Linked DNA regions of Homo sapiens: region 1 is linked to region 2. A link is an interaction called in ENCODE POLR2A ChIA-PET data of the cell type or tissue named here. Cell type or tissue: CD4-positive, alpha-beta T cell. All regions are shown on one strand. Links, peaks and the distances in the headings refer to the core of each region. The heading gives the core; the rest is flanking DNA. Region 1 overlaps FAM193A (family with sequence similarity 193 member A). Region 2 has its middle 7.0 kb from the start of SH3BP2.

Region 1 (5,367 bases), core at 114-5,113, 61 kb before region 2:
GAGGGACAAAGCCAGGTCACACTGGGCCTGGGACCTTAGAGAGCAGCGTGAGCTCTGTGCCCATGCTGCAAGAACCTGTGGAAGCTGTGCAGTGGTTTGGATTGGATTTCTTCCTTGAATGGCTTGGAGCAGGAATGTGGTTGATGTTCTTGAGCATTCTATTCCAGCTGCTGTGTCCAGAAGGGGCTGGGGGACAGGGTCACACATGCACTAATGGAAACAGGATTAGTGATTGTCAGAGTTAGGAGGGGACAGCAGAGGCAGAAGGTAACATCACAAACTCAGGGCTTGACCAGCTAGGGACAGGGAAAGAGAATTTGGATTCTGGGAGATGACACAGTCAGCCCTTCCAGTTTAGGGGAGTGAGGGGATCAGTCTCATAGAGGCTGCAAGGCAAGAACGCTGTTGGGCATTCACGAATGTTTGTGGTTGAATAAACAAGCCACAGTTTAAGCAACCATAATTAAACCTAATGGATGGGTGACAGTAATAACCATTTTCAGGTTTCATTCAAGTTTAGAGACAAATAAGTAAGTAAGTAAGAGACAGGGTTTTGCCACATTGCCCAGGCTGGTCTGGAACTCTGGAGCTCAGAGGATTCTCAAACCTTCCAGAGTGCTGGGATTGCAGGAATGAGCCACCACACCTGGTCCAGTGTTTCAATTTTGCTTACAAAAGTATACTTTAGGCCGGGCGCAGTGGCTCGCACCTGTAATCCCAGCACTTTGGGAGGCCAAGGCAGGAGGATCACGAGGTCAGGAGATCGAGACCATCCTGGCTAACACGGTGAAACCCCACCTCTACTAAAAATACAAAAAAATTAGCCGGGTGTGGTGGCAGGTGCCTGTAGTCCCAGCTAGTCAGGAGGCTGAGGCAGGAGAATGGCGTGAATCCAGGAGGCGGAAGTTGCAGTGAGCCAACATCACGCCACTGCACTCCAGCCTGGGCAACAGAGCGAGACTCTGTCTCAAACCAAAAAACAGTATCCTTTAGGCCAGGCACGGTGGCTCATGCCTGTAATCCCACTTTGGGAGGCCAAGGCGGGTGGATCATGAGGTCAGGAGTTCAAGACCATTCTGGCCAAAGATGTTGAAACCCCCTCTCTACTGAAAATACAAAAATTAGCAAGATGTGGTGGTGGGTGCCTGTAATCCCAGCTGCTCGGGAGGCTGAGGCAGAGATTTGCTTGAACCCAGGAGGCGGAGGTTGCAGTGAGTTGAGATCGTGCCACTGCACTCCAGCCTGGGCAACAGAGCAAGACTCCGTCTCAAAAAAAAAAAAAGTTTGAAGTAAAAAAGACTAATTTAGAATTTAAAATTTGATTTTAGGAAGTATGTCAGATATCAAAGGTTTAAAACACTTGATATCAAAATAAGATCATCACAAAAGAAGTTATTCATTTAACCAAACTAATAATTCAAAGGTTTCAAAAAGCAAAAACCTTTATGTTTTGATAGGAGACTCTGGTTTTGGAGGGTTGGGGTTTCTGGGTTTTTTGTTTGTTTGTTTTGTTTTGTTTTTTTGAGACAGGGTCTCACTCCATTGTCCAGGCAGTGGTGCAATCACGGCTCACTGCAGCCTTGACCACCAGGCCCAGGTGATCTTTCCACCTCAGCCTCCTGGGTAGCTGGGACCACAGGCGTGCTCCACCACCCGCTGCCTGAGACTCAGTTTTCTCAACAGTCAGAAGACATAATGAAAATGGCATGAGGCCAACAGAATGTCTTTTTTTTTTTTTTCAGCTTACTCAAAAGATAATTGACAAAGTATTTTATTATCTCTTATTAATACTACATGAAATCTTATTGAAAAGAGAAAACCAGTTGCATCAGTGTATTACTATTAATTGTAGTAAAATCTTTTAAACAGATCCATCTAATTTCAATCAGCTTTGACCACACAGGATTTCCATAAATCTTTTATAACCTCTTAGAATTTTCCCATTCACTTCCTTTTCCCAACTTTCTATATTCATTTATTTTCTTTTCCATCTGTTTTTCAACTTAAGACCACTTTTAAATAACCTCTAAACTAGTCAAAATCACTTTTTCCTTTGACAAAACCACATCCTCATGTTTTTCTTATAACCTTCCTTACCAAAACACATCTTACTTTTTCTTATGTATTTTATATGTAGAACTGTTTTCCTGCTTATCTCTACTTTGAGTTACCATGTTAGTCAGAATTTTAGCTTTTAGTAACCTTAAATTATAGTGAAAACTTAAGAAATAAGCAATTATTAATATTTTGTTTATCTGAAATAAGCCAGGCACAGCGTTCACACCTTGTAATCCCAGCTCTTTGGGAGGCTGAGGTGGAGGATCACTTGAGCCCAGGAGTTTGAGGTGTGAGCTGCGATTGTGCCGCTGCACTCCAGCTTGGGAGATAGAGTGAGACCCTGTCTCAAAAACCAAACAGAGGATAAAGAATTTAAGCTTTCCAGTCAATGAAGCTTTACATTATTGGCAGAAATCATGTCAACAAACAGAAAAGCGGGCTGAGAAAGTGCATATCGTTATCAAGGGTTACGGAAGAGAGGAATTCAGTCAACTGAGAAGGTTTTTTTATTATGAATTTTTTAACTTTTTGAGATGGAGTTTTGCTCTTGTCACCCAGACTGGAGTGCAATTGGTGCAATCTCGGCTCACTGCAACCTCCGCCTTCCAGATTCAAGTGATTCTCCTGCCTCAGCTTCCTGAGTAGCCTCTATTACAGGCACCCACCACCATGCCCAGCTAATTTTTTTGTGTTTTTAGTAGAGACAGAGTTTCACCATGTTGGCCAGGCTGGCCTCTAACTCCTGAGCTCAGGTAATCCACCTACCTCCGCCTCCCAAAGTGCTGGGATTACAGGCGTGAGCCACCACACCTGGCCCTGTCTCTATTTTTTAATTAAATTAAAAACTATATATATATGTATGTATATACACACACATATATATGGTGCTTGCCTGGGCAACACAGCAAGACGTCATCTCTACAAAAAGTAAAATCAGCTGGGCATGGTGGCACACTACTGTAGTAGTTCCAGCTACCTGGGAAGCTCAGGTTGGGGAGGGTCGCTTGAGCCCAGGAGGTCGAGGTTGCAGTGAGCTGTGATCGTACCACTGCACTCCAGCCTGGGCAACAGAGTAAGACCCTGTCTCCAAAAAAAAAAAAAAAAAAAAAAAAAAGTAATCACACCAGAGAGGCAGTGAAATGTGAGAGCGGGTACATCCTACCCCTTCCCCCACCTCAAGCTGAGTAATCCACCTGCTGTATTGTATAGACTCTAGATAGAGTGTGGCCAAAGTAGCTGTAAATTAACCTCTTAATGTTGTCATAGGGATAACTCATATCCTGTAGTTCAACAGTTTATAGCCAATCACTATCAATATAATTTCTGTAAAGCAATGAGAATTCTTGACAACTTTTTTTTTTTTTTTAAGGCAATAGTCTTGCTCTGTCACCCAGGCCGGAGTGCAGTGGTATGATCTTGGCTCACTGGACCCTTGACCTCCCAGGCTCACTTGATCCTCCCACCTCAGCCTCCTGACTAGCTGGGACTACAGGCGTGGGCCACCAATCTCAGCTAATTTTTATTTTTATTTTTATTTTATTATTATTATTTTTTGAGATGGAGTCTCGCTCTGGCGCCCAGGCTGGAGTGCAGTGGCGCGATTTCGGCTCACTGCAAGCTCCGCCTCCCAAGTTCACGCCATTCTCCTGCCTCAGGCTCCTGAGTAGCTGCGACTACAGGCGCCCGCCACCACGCCTGGCAATTTTTTTTGTATTTTTAGTAGAGACGGGGTTTCACCGTGTTAGCCAGGATGGTCTCGATCTCCCGACCTCGTGATCCGCCCATCTCAGCCTCCCAAAGTACTGGGATTACAGGCGTGAGCCACCACGCCCAGCCTCAGCTAATTTTTAAAATGTTTAGTAGAGACAGTTCTCATTATGTTGTCCAGGGTGGTCTCAAACTCCTGGATTCAAGTGATCTATCTGCCTCGGCCTTCCAAACGTTGGGATTAGAGGCGTGAGCCACCAAGCCTGGCCCTGATAAACAACTTTTGTAATCACCTCCTCTCCTAATTTGTTCTTTTTTTCTTAAAAACTTGAGTTGTTCTTTCTAACCCCCTTCCCTTTCTAAAGAGGCAAGAGATTTGGGTTTCAGGGAAAAAAAAGGGAAACTGCCTTCTCTGGCCTTGCTTCACAGCATGGGATCCGGGTCCCGGTACTGGCAGTTTGGCTCCGTTCCTCCTGTGGCTTCTTTTTTTTTGGCCTAAATTACACAGCATGCTTTTAAAATTGCTGCTTCCTACTGTTTGTAATTCAGACCTTTTTTCCTCCTTAAATTTGTGACCAAGGCCAGGTACAGTGGCTCATGCCTGTAATCCCAATACTTTGGGAAGCCGAGGCGGGTGGATCACTTGAGGGTCAGGGGTTTGAGACCATCCTGGCCGACATGGTGAAACCCCACCTTTACTAAAAATACCAAAAAAAAAAAAAAAAAAAAAAAAAGCCGGGTGTGGTGGTGCACATCTGTAGTCCCAGCTACTCTGGAGTCTGAGGCAGGAGAATCTCTTGAACCCAGGAAGAGGAGGTTGTAGTGAGCCCAGATCGTGCCATTACACTCCAGCCTGGGCAACAAGAGCAAAACTCCGTCCCAAAAAAAAAAAAAAAAAAAATTGTGACCAGCCGGGCGCAGTGGCTCCTGCCTGTAATCCCACTACTTTGGGAGGCCAAAGCGGGCGGATCACGAGGTCAAGAGATAGAGACCATTCTGGCCAACATGGTGAAACCCCGTTTCTACTAAAAGTACAAAAATTAGCTGGGCGTGGTGGTGCTCGCCTGTAGTCCTAGCTACTCTGGAGGCTGAGGCAGGAGAATCGCTTGAACCCCGGAGGCGGAGGTTGCAATGAGCCGAGATCGCGTCACTGCACTCCAGCCTGGCAACAGCAAGACTCCGTCTCAAAAAAAAAAAAATTGTGACCAATTGCTGTTAGTTTTAAACTGGTGCATGAAGGTGAGTTCTCTCCCTGGCCCTCAAGAGATTTGGAAGTTTGTTTTAGAGAGTGCTCTCAGTCACTTAAGGATGTAAATCTTACTTACTTATTTATTTATTATTTTTTGAGACACAGTCTCTCACTCTGTCATCCAGGGAATTAGCAGCATTCCCGCTGAGACTGGATTTGAAACAAAGTTACAGTTCCTTAGAGCCACTACAGATTTCTTTCCTCAATGGATACCTTTAGCTTAGGATAACCACTAATAGGAATTAATTTGAATTTACTTGAAATTATTTATGACTCTTGACCATTTGGGATACCCATTTGTCATCTTTTCTACTAAAGGAAACTAAAATATTGCTCTCTCAAATACTGGGTAT
Region 2 (5,367 bases), core at 114-5,113:
GACTGTATGTTTAGGTGATGATCTTTTTGCAATGAATTTCTCAGGTGTTCTTTGAGCTTCTTGTATTTGGATGTCTAGGTCTCTAGCAAGGCCAGGGGAGTTTTACTCAATTATTCCCTCAAATATGTTTTCAAAACTTTTAGATTTCTCTTCTTCTCAGGAACACTAATTATTCTTAGGTTTGGTCATTTAACATAATCCCAAACTTCTTGGAGGCTTTGTTCTTTTTTAAAAATTCTTTGTTTTTGTCTTTGTTGGATTGGGTTAATTCAAAAGCCTTGTCTTCAAGCTGTGAAGTTTTTTCTTCTGCTTGTTTGATTCTATTGCTGAGACTTTCCAGTGCATTTTGCAATTCTCTAAGTGTGCCCTTCATTTCCAGAAGTTGTGATAGTATTTTTTTAATTCATGTTATCTATTTCACTGGAGATTTTTCCATTCATACCCTGTATCATGTTTTCGATTTCTTTAAGTTGGATTTCCCCTTTCTCTGGTGCCTCCTTGATTAGCTTAAGAGTCGACCTTCTGAATTCTTTTTCTGGCAATTCAGAGATTTCGTCTTGGTTTGGATCCATTGCTGGTGAGCTAGTGTAATCTTTTGCAGATGTTAAAGAACCTTGTTTCGTCATATTACCAGAATTGTTTTCCTGGTTCTTTCTCATTTGGGTAGACTATGTCAGAGGGAAGATCTGGGACTCAAGGGCTGCTGTTGAGATTCTTTTGTCCCACAGGGGTGCTCCCTGGATGTGGTGCTCTCCCCTTTCCCCCAGGGATAGGGCGTTCTGATAGCCAAACTGTAGTGATTGTTCTTTATCTTCTGGATCTAGCCACCCAGTAGAGCTACCAGACTCTGGACTGGTACTGGGGAGTGTCTTCAAGGAGTCCTGGGATGTGATCTGTCTTCAGGTCTCTCAGCTGCGGATACCAGTACCTGCTCCAGTGGAGGTAGCAGGGGAGTGAAGTGGACTTGGTGAGGGTCCTTGGTTGTATTTTTGTTAGGTGCACTGCTTTTGTGTTGGTTGGCCTCCAGCCGGGAGGTGGTACTTTCAAGAGCCCATCAGCAGTGGTAGGATCAGGTGGTGGATAGGGCCACAGAGCTCCCAAGAAACTATGTCCTTTGTCTTCAGAGTTCCTCAGCTGTCCCATGGAGCCTGCAGCGGCAATCCACCTCCTTCAAAGGAGTCTGTGGATTCTCTCAGCTTTCCTGGTATATTCCTGCAGTAGTTCTTGGAGCAAAAGTTCATGATGTGGGTCTCCACATGCTTCTCTGTCCATCCAAGCGAGAGCTGCAAGTTAGTCCTGCCTCCTATCCGCCATCTCCCCACAATTGTGGTTCTTTTTTTTTTTTTTTTTTTCTCCTGAGACGGAGTCTCTCTCTGTTGCCAGGCTGGAGTGCAGTGGCAAAATCTTGGCTCACTGCAACCTCCACTCCTGGGTTCCAGCGATTCTTCTGCCTCAGCCTCCCGAGTAGCTGGGATTACAGACATGTGCCACCATGCCAGGCTACTTTTGTATTTTTAGTAGACATGGCATTTCACCATGTTGGCCAGGCTGGTCTTGAACTCCTGACCTCTGGTGATCCACCCGCCTCGGCCTCCCAAAGTGCTGGGATTACAGGCGTAAGCCACCACGCCCGTCCAACTGTAGTTCTAAATCACCATCATGTTCCAAAGAAAGACTGACCAACGGGACTTGAATGCTGTAGAACAGTCTTCATTGCCTGAACTTTGAATTGTTCGGTTTTGATCCGTTTGGTTCACCGAGCCTCCTGTTAAGGAGTGTGCTTCAGTTTCTTGTATCATCCTCCCAAAAGCCGTCAGAACAGTCTCTCTGATACGCTGTCCCCTCAAGTGTCTTAAATGCTTGTATGCAGCCATCCTTAGTACATCAAATGGTCTCATCACAGTTAGAGGAACAAAACATGAAGAAAACATCATCATCCAACTAACTTGACACGGTGAATATGAATTTCACACTGAGACCAAACAAATCCATTATGATGGTGACAGAAAGTGACGCCAGTGCCCAAGGTTTCAGTCAATCTCTCAAAATTGAGAGGCTGCCTAAAAGAGGCAAAGGTTAAATTAACTTAAATTTGGCCTAAAGCTGCCTCAGCATATGGCAAACCCTAACCTGCCTTAATCTGTAAATAAACTGCAGCCTGGGAGTATACTCAAGCTGCAGTTTGTTTACAGATTAAGTCAGGTTAGGGTTTGCTATAGTCACAGGACTCTTTGGAAGAAGTCACTGAGTCTCGGCCCATCAGAGCAGCTGAGCTTTCAGCCAGTCACAGGCTGCAAACTACTCAGGCAGGTTCAAAGAAGGCAAGCACCCAGTTGTAGCCAATCAGACGATTTCTGTGTCACTTCCTTTTTCTGTCCATAAATACTGCCTGCCCAAGTTGCTGGATGGAGCTCTCTGAGCCTCTACTGGTTCGGGGTGCTGCCTGATTTAGGAATCATTTCATTGCTCAAATAAACTCTGCTAAATTGAATTCATCTAAAGTGTTTCTTTTCTATTTTTCTTTTCTTTTTCTTTTTTTTTTTTTTTTTTGAGACAGAATCTCGCTCTTGCCCAGGCTGGAGTGCAGTGGCACCATCTCGGCTCACTGCAACCTCTACCTCCCGGGTTCAAGTGACTCTCCTGCCTCAGCCTCCCAAGTAGCTGGGATTACAGGCATGTGCTACCACACCTGGCTAATTTGTGTGTTTTTAGTGGAGACTGGGTTTCACCATGTTGGCCAGGCTGCTAAGTAGCTTCAGGGACGAGAAGGTGTAAGGATGTGAAAAGCACCTGGTACTGTACCTGGCACAGCAGGTACTCCAGGAGGGCTGAGGGTGTGCACATCCCTGACTGGGCCTCACACCATCACAGGCCAGACCTTGTTCAGCTCTGCGTCAGCACCTACCCCCCCACTCCCCTGCCGCCTCTTCAGTGTGATGGGAAAGTCCCCACCCTTGGGGTCCTGAGTCTTCTGCTGTTCCCGCCAGCTCTGGGCTGGGTGGGGCAGCTCATCTTTCCAGCTTCACCCCCTGTCAGAGGCCGGGAGGAGGGGCAGTGCAGGCTGGGGGCTCAGAGACAGGGCTACTGGGCCAGAGCCATTCTGAGCTACTTGGTGGGCCCCAGTATCACCGCCGATAGAACCCCACCCTCCACAGGCTCACTGAGGGCAGCTGGCCACTCCTGACCCTGGGCTGGGCACATCAGGGGTGCCCCTGAGTGGAGAGGTGGCACTGTAGGGCATCACAGTGTTGGGGGTTCGCACATAAGAGCCCATGTCATCGGGGAGAGGGTGGCACTTTGGGGAGGGGTGTTCTCAGGGCCGTAGCAGGGGCCTTTAGGGCTGCCAGCATGGTTTAGGGGACCCACAAGTGTGGAATTAAGGCCAAGGTCCACTCCCAAGGATGGAGAAGTGGAAGGGGGAGGGAGTGGTCCTCTGGGTCCTCGGCTGGGCAGGCGGCTGAAGGCCTGGTGAGACCCCTTCAGAACCCACTTGAGGCCAGGTGGGACGGGGAGTTCTGGGTCCCAGTGGGGCGAGTCCCTCATTCACTCCTGCCAAGGCAGCCCAGTCCTGCCACGGCCATGGGAGAGGCCTGGGGAGTCGAGGTGGGAGCAGCCCTCAAGTGTCTCCTGGGGTCCCCTCTCCCAGGAGGCCTCCCAGGCTCATCTGTTCTCTTGTTCCTTCCTGCTCTGGTCGTGAGGGGCTTTGCTGTCACGCAGGTCACCTTGCACCCTCATGTCTCAGTGTCCAGCGCTGGCTGGGGAAGGGCTGGCTGCCTCTCCTGACCCTGGGCTGGGGTGATAGGTGGGGACCCCTTGGGGTGACGTGGGAACCTCACCACTGTTGAAGGCCACAGCTTCCCCTTCCCAAGCCCCACATGGGCTTCCCCTTCCAGATCTCAGTGTGTTCCTGAAGGTCACGTGGCTGGCAGGGGGTGGTGGTGGGGGTGGGGGGTGACAGGAGAGGGGGTGTTTTGGAGGGAGGCGGGTGGGGCACGCTGTTGTGTACAAACACCCACCTCCCACGGCACAGGGGCCGGAAGTGGCCCCAGAATAGAATGTGCTGCTTTCAAGTTCCAAATTGGGCTCTGGGGGTGAGAGCAGGCGACTCTGGATGTAAAAATAGAAAAGCCAGTGCGTGCGTGGGTCCTGGGTCCTCCACCCACAGGCCTGGTATTACAAAATAGAGCTTCCTAATGGGACCTGCCTGACACTCTCGTTTTATGTAGAAAATTGACTCAAGCAAACCTCAGAGGACAGAGCCAGCAGCTGACCTGGGCTAGAGGTGTGGCAGCCAGGCAGGCAGGGCAGGCCCTCCTGGGGAGTGCTGGTGGCCTGGGGGCGCTGGCTGGCCCTTGACCTGGCGTGAACTCTGGCTCTATTTCCCTCACTCTGCCCTCTAGCGCTGTGCCCCTGCCAGGAGAGTCCTCCCAGGTTGTGGGAGCCCAGCTCAGTCCTACTGTCCCCAAAGAGCCTTCGCCGACTTCGTCAGCCTTTACCAGCTCTCAGGCTGGCCAGGAAGCCAGGCCTGTCCCAGGCACGAGGGGCAGTGGGCAAGCTGGCTGTGGGCCCCACCCTCCACAGGCTCACTGAGGGCAGCTGGCCAGAAGCCCACAGGCTGGGGCCACCCACTGAGGATGTTTTCTGAGCAGGGCCCCGTGTTGGACCATCCTGGGGACCAGAGCCACTGGAAGAGCCCTGACCTCAAGGCGCCCCAGCCTAGGGGGTGGGATGGGGTGGTGAGGAAGGCTAGTTCTGGGCAGTGTGGTGGGATGTAGGTGCACATCTGGGCATGACTGTGGGGGTCTGGGGAGGTCCCCTGGGGTAATGCTACTGAGCTGGCTTTCCCGGGATGACGCTGGAGGGCAGTGGAGGCAGAGGGGAGGCCAGTGTGCAGGGCACTCTGGCGTGGGGTCTGGCTGAGACCTGAGCGGGCCTCCATGCTTCCACCCCTCAACCAGCACACACGTCCTACCATCCCACCCAACCTCCACTGCTCCCCCTCCAGCCCCAGGCTGCTCCTTTCCCCTTCATTCGGTAAAGGAGAAAATATTCCCCATCCCACCCAGGGCAAGGCGTGAGGCAGCCAGGCCTGGCCTGGGATGCAGAGATGGCCCAGAGCCTGGGAGGGGCCACTCCTGTCCAGCCTGCCCTCCCTGCCAGAGTGCCTGCCACCAGCCCAGCCTCCTGGGAGAGATGCCAGCCCCCAGCCCTGTCCTCAGAGCCAGACTGATGCCTGCGTGTGAGGCCCAGCCTGCCTCCTCAAACTCCTCTTCCCATGAGCCACAATCCTCCCCCACACCCCCTCTGCCCCTCCCTCCAGTGCTGGGCTGTGTGGCCAGGGGACTGGACTGTGTGGCAGGATGACTC

The links. ChIA-PET counts read pairs that join two places held together with the same protein. Peaks named below come from ENCODE experiments on the same cell type or tissue, not always from the same donor. Only the 100,000 strongest peaks of a DNase experiment are listed, where the experiment ranks them.
Region 1: POLR2A ChIA-PET joins it to region 2 with 5 read pairs; 4 of 35 experiments call an interaction of 5 or more read pairs at or near these places.

Annotation. Positions count from the first base shown.
Region 1 is chr4:2,722,305-2,727,671 of GRCh38, forward strand. All of the region lies in intron 20 of FAM193A (family with sequence similarity 193 member A), which reads left to right. Among named protein-coding and RNA genes, the nearest start is that of TNIP2, 31 kb to the right of the region's middle. In CD4-positive, alpha-beta T cell, for the core only: no CTCF peak of the experiment used is centred there; no DNase peak of the experiment used is centred there.
Region 2 is chr4:2,783,437-2,788,803 of GRCh38, forward strand. No RefSeq gene overlaps it. Among named protein-coding and RNA genes, the nearest start is that of SH3BP2, 7.0 kb to the right of the region's middle. RefSeq lists enhancers at 2,423-2,472, 2,833-3,042, 3,176-3,810, 4,013-4,322, 4,446-5,080 and 1 more. In CD4-positive, alpha-beta T cell, for the core only: no CTCF peak of the experiment used is centred there; DNase peaks (open chromatin) are centred at 2,335, 2,905 and 3,985; H3K27ac peaks cover 2,521 bases.